2 separate regions of the Mus musculus genome follow, and region 1 is linked to region 2. The links are chromatin loops, found by intact Hi-C in ENCODE. Cell type or tissue: heart. All regions are shown on one strand. Each heading gives the region's core, and the rest is flanking DNA. Links, peaks and the distances in the headings are about the cores only.

Region 1 (2,914 bases), core at 304-2,803, 61 kb after region 2:
TGTATACATCCAATTTATGTTACATCCAACTCCACTCCTAAAATTCCAAAATAATTTTTCCAATAAAGTAAGCAAATTAAAATATAGCTAGGCAGTGGTGACACAGGTCTTAAACCCCAGCACTAAGGAGGCAGAGTTGAGATCAGCCTGGTCTACACAGCAAGTTCCAGAACAGCCAAGGCTACAGAGAAACCCAATCTCCAAAACAAAACAAAAAGGCCACTAACCAAATAGTTTAAGAGCACATCAAGTTGTTGGAGAGAGAGTGGAGACATGGTTCCACAGGTAAGAACAGCTGCCGCTCTACCAGAAGACCCAGGTTCAATCCCCAACACCCACATGGCAGCTCGCAATCAGCTATAACTCCAGTTCCAGAGGGTCTGACACCCTGGCCTCTGGTACACATTCATGCAGGCAAAACGCCCATACACATATAAAATTTAAACTTGGTATTGTTCAAAGCTGTGGGAGAGAGTCATAAACATTTCTATCTGTGCCTTGTTAAGCATCCCCCATAAGGAGGGCCAAAGGTTTTCCTGTTTTTCTTGTTTGGAGACAGTCTGGCTATCAAGCCTACACTTACCTAGAAGTGGTGATCCTCCTGCTCAAGCCCCCTGAGTTCTAGCACCACGGCCCTGTGTAATGGCCAGGCAGGAAGGTTTTTAACTGAGATTACTATTAACATAATTCCTTTTCTCCTTGGCATTTCTGAAAAGGCTAAGCTTTCAAGTTACTTGTAACCACTGAAAATATCCACATGAAAAACACATCCACCCAGTTAAATGCCAAGTATCTCCATCGATCTATTTAATCAAATTCAAATGCAGCACAAATCCCATAAAAGGAATCAACACTGAGGAATATTCAAGCCTTTGTTGTTTTTTCAAAGGCCAAAGAAATTCCATGCAAATAAATTACTCTTAAGTTTATACATTTCAACAATAAACTAAACATTGCCACATTCATTTTTCTTAGCTTTTTAATGCTTACTATAAAACCAATTCGGCCATATTTCCCTCCAAACAAATAAATAGCCAGTTTCATTAGTCTATTCTTGGATAGGTCAGCAGACTGGGAAGAAGAGACCCGGTCTATTCCCAGCTGTGAACACACTGGTAATCTCAAACACTATGCACTCACTCACGGGGAGGTTCTACACTCATACCATGCTGATAATGCTATCCAGAAATTCAGAAAAACTGAGGTCTGCCTCGGACACCCAAAAGGCAATTGCTAACATATTTTTAGATTTATGAGTTCTAAAATCCTGTATAACTTATTTAAAATAACATTTAACACACTTGAAATTTCAAATCTATGTAGTGCTTTTACCATTGTTCACCACAAATTAGTAAGTCTTTTTAAAATCATGCCTAATTTTTTTAAGTTTTAAATGAGAAACTGAACAAGGCATAATCATTACATAAAAGACAAACAAACGCAGGAGTGGAGGGCTTCCAATATGTATTCCCTAACTTTAATTTTGAGTCTATTATATATGCAGCCATTCTCTGTCACTGTAAAAAAGTACTTTGCTGTGTGGAGAACAAAGTTTGCTTCACAGTCTACCCCTGGAAAGCCCTCGGGAGAGTTCTCACCACTAACCTCGCAGGTTTTACCAGCACAACCAACATAAGGACTGTGGCACACTCTCTGCATAAGTCTACGTTTTAAACAAAGTTGTCTTGTAGACCAAGTTCTAGCCTGACCTTCTCACGAACCATAAAGCTGTAAGCACAGGGCAGCGAACAGGAGGAGTAGCAGCCCCTGGCCCCCAGCGGCCCCACTGGAACAGACACTGTACCGGGGCACCCTGGCAGTCTGGGCCAGCGCGCACCGCCGATCCGGAAGCAGCAGCGAGGCCTCGGGCGCACGCGCTGCACACAAAAGGCTCCGCCTCCCGGCTCTCTCACTCCCTCGATCTACGCCAAGGGGCCTTCCTTGGCCGCAGGCGCGTGGGTCCCGCAGGCCCAAAGCTCGGTTTGCCTTGGCCGGTCCGCTCTGTTAGGCCAGGCTCCCCAACCTGTCCAGAGCTCCAACCCAAGAAACTTTAGGACTCCCTATTCCTGGGTGTCTAAAATGAAAAATGTGTGGCTTCAGGAACTTTGGTAAAAACCTGCACCCTTAGAAACTGAGCTGTCATCAGGAGGTACCAGGCACCTGGCAGAACACTGCCTTAAATAGGAAGAAACCTTCCAATAACTTCATTCCTCCCTCTTCCTCTCACTTCTCTATCCCTTCACTTTCTCATTTCAGTCTTCCCTCCCTCTGGTTTCAACATAAGAACTGTATTTTTTCCTCAAGGAATTTTTCTGCAGCCCATCTTTCCACTTATTTTTTTGAAATTTACCTGACAAGTTTCCTTTAAAAATTTCACCAAATTTAACTTTTATATTTTGTACCAGCTCCTGCCAAATAATCATAGACTCTCCACGTTGTTCCATCATCCTCTCAAAGTTATTATTTCACATTCTGTGAAACTATTCCAGGAGTCTTTTTTATAACTCCATTTCCTAGGTCTGGCCCAGCCCTTGTTTCTCCTTTTTACAGTACCCGGGCTAGACTCCAACCTCCAGCAGGAATGCGAGACAAGTACTCCACCTCTGAGTTGTATCTCCAATCACTTTATCTCCAATCCTGCCCTCAACAACTTAACATAAATCTCTAAAAATGCTTTCTAAACTAGTGACAGTGGCATGCACTTTTAATCCCAGCACTAGGAAAGCAGAGAGGCAAGCGGATTTCTGTGAGTGCAAGGCTCCACAGGCAAGAACTTGTAAGAAGTCCTCTGAACCACTCATCCCCCAAACCCACAGCAATGTGGGGTCAGTTACCCTCTAACCTCAATATGCAACGCACACATATGCTAATAAATACTTTCTAAAAAAATTAAATCCTTGATAGTATAAAAGAA
Region 2 (2,914 bases), core at 122-2,621:
AAAGAATGGAACACAACTCATATTCAGCACACTGGCCTTATGTGAGTGTGAGTGCAGTGCATATGCGTGTGACAGAGAACAACTTGCAGGTGGCAGTTCCCTCCTTCTACCATGTGTGTCCTGAATCAAACTCAAGACAGTCAGACTTGGCGGCAAGTGCCTTTACCCACTGAGCCATCTCATTAGCCTGTGACTGATAGTTTTAGAAAGGTCCTTGCATGCTTCCTGGATTTAAAGATGTGGTGATAGTTTCTAAGAGATGATTTTTCTCAGCATCAGAATCTTTTTAAAGGTTCAGTTCTATAGAAAACAATTTCCCCATAATACAGCCATATTCTGGTAAATCCAGATAAATGAATTACTAGTATACTCTTTTTCTAATGTTCTACTTTCTTCCCTCATGTTCTCATTAGCATTATGTTTGATTTCCTATTTTCATCTTCAAAGGTAGTTAGTTCTTCCACAAGCCAAGGCAACATGGAGAAGAGAGTATGACATCCACTTGCTGCTGTTTCAGAAATGTTTCTTCCTCATTTAAAAATCACCCTGTCTTAATCTCAGCTGCTTTCTACGGCCAATGATGCATACTAACTGCTGGGAGATAACCATGGAGTTCATAATCGGTGTGTGGAATATGGTCTTCTTCAAGAGCCCAGCACATTTCTGAACAACTAGCCTGTATTCACATCTCCTAAAGGGCTCTAATAATAATCCATGTCCTTTCTTTAGCTCTAGTCAAGAGATCAGGTACTCAAGTTCTTTGTTAAATGACAAACTTTGTTAAATTCCATACTGCAGAATAGAAGTAACTAAAACCACACTGCTCTTTCTCAGTGGAGTACTAAATGGCACGAAAAACCTAGAAATTGTTTATACTACGTGATTACAACTAACACAGGGCATGGGGGCAGGGGTACAACCACTGACATAAATACACCGAGACTGTACTACATTCACACAGGCATCACAGGCTTCTAACAACTTTAGCTATCTGTAATACAGAACAAAGACAGATTTAAAGAGGCAAAACAGTGATGCTGAGTAGCTCACAGGCACAGTGATGTAAGAGTGAGTGGCCTGTCCTTAAGGAATGAGACAGTGAAGCAATCACCAGCAGTTGAGAGAACGCTTCCAAGTCTATGCTGTCGTCACCACAGTGAGGGGAAAGAACAGTCCTCTCATGGGGCTGTTTTACAAGACATATGACTTTTAAGGGTTTATAACATCAGCACAAAGACAGCAAAAGGTGATTTATGGCTAAGTGGACTACTTTGATTAAAATGAAATAATCTTTGGGCTGGGGGTATAGAGTTTAACAGTACAGTGTTTTTCTTGCATGCATGAAGCTCTAGGGTTTTCTCCCTCACCCAAAGGAGAAATTTGGCATTTGAAAGAAACAAGCGTCTACAATTTTCCTCTATTTTCATAAGTAGATTCTTTCACAATAGAGAAAATACCTTAACCTAGATAATACCCCCAACTCAGTGACAAAGCATCCTTGCCTACTTTAAGATGACAAAGATTCTGAAGTGTCTGTCAGCAGCTGATGCTGGCAGAGCAATGTGGTACTCCTCACTACCATGGCTAACATTGCGGTCCTCCCGACTGTGACGGTGACCTGGTTAGCATGACATGAGTTCTGATGTGCTCAACACAGTTCCATCACAGTATGTCAGCTGCATTTCCTATATAGATCTCATCCGACACAGCAGCATATAGGAAAGACACTGATAGTGGGCAAAGACTAAGGTTTGAAAAATGTCTTTGCAAAGAGTAGCCTTCCAAAGATATTGAATTCTAGTTCTCACACCCATCTACTACGTATTATTCCTAAACCTTCCACTCTCTGACAACTTTCCCCAAAGTCTTATACACTGTCATAACATATATTACACCTAGAATTCTGAGAAACTTAAAACTGAAAAAGAAAACCCTCAATCAACACATTGGTTTATAAACTATAAATCCAGATAAACTTATCTTCGATGAAAATGGCAGAATAAGTTACTTCAATGAAATATCTGAATATGGCACTAACACATATCTGAGGAGGTGTAACAGAACCCAGCTTATGCCTAAAGTCCTAACATTTCAGACATAAGAAACCACTCATCTGGGGAACTTAAGATCAATGTTAAAACTAGTCACACTTTTCTCTGTCCACTCTGTAACATGCAAGAACAATTTGTATAGGTTTTTGTTGCTGTTTCTCTGTATAGCCCTGGCTGTCCTGGAGCTCACTTTGTAGACCAGGCTGGCCTTGAACTCAGAAATCCTCCTGCCTCTGCCTCCCAAGTACTGGGATTAAAGGCGTGCGCCACCATTGCCCGGCTTTCTTATTCTTTTTTTAAGACTGGGTCTCTCAGGGATAGAGTGTTAAGAGCATTAACTGCTCTTCCAGAGGTCCTGAGTTCGATTCCCAGCAACCACATGGTGGCTCACAGCCATCTGTAATGGGATCTGATGTCCTCTTCTGGTGTATCTGAAGAAAGCTAAGTATATTCATGTAAATAAAATAAATCTTAAAAACAAAACAACAACAACAAAAAGTCCACTGTATAACTCTGGTTGTTCTGGAATTCACTCTGTACATCAGGTTGGCTTTGACAAACAAGAGATCTACTTGTTTCTGCCTCCCAAGTGCTGAGATTAGAGGAATACACCACCATACCCTGCTGGGAACAATTTTAACAATTTTTAAAGTAACTATTTTTGTTATTTTCATTTGTGTCTGCTCTGTACTTTATTGTTCTAAGAAACAGTCCTTCCATTCATTCGGCCTGGAACTCCTCTCATTCGGCCACTACAATAATTGGGACAAATTACCGTAGCGATGCTTTTAAATTAGACATCCTCAAAAAACTGACTTAGACAAGACTCCAGTCATCTTCTACAGGACACTAATCATCTAGAC

Evidence for each region. Peaks named below come from ENCODE experiments on the same cell type or tissue, not always from the same donor. Only the 100,000 strongest peaks of a DNase experiment are listed, where the experiment ranks them.
Region 1: it touches region 2 in a loop (2.1-fold over the local background); 2 of 42 quality-filtered maps call a loop at or near these places.

What each region holds. Positions count from the first base shown.
Region 1 is chr16:33,399,354-33,402,267 of GRCm38, reverse strand. All of the region lies in intron 1 of Zfp148 (zinc finger protein 148), which reads right to left. Among named protein-coding and RNA genes, the nearest start is that of Zfp148, 20 kb to the right of the region's middle. In heart, for the core only: a CTCF peak has its summit at 1,774; a DNase peak (open chromatin) is centred at 1,877; H3K4me3 peaks cover 1,284 bases; H3K27ac peaks cover 1,015 bases.
Region 2 is chr16:33,459,812-33,462,725 of GRCm38, reverse strand. The region is part of intron 5 of Zfp148 (zinc finger protein 148); the gene reads right to left. Among named protein-coding and RNA genes, the nearest start is that of Slc12a8, 57 kb to the left of the region's middle. In heart, for the core only: no CTCF peak of the experiment used is centred there; a DNase peak (open chromatin) is centred at 1,115.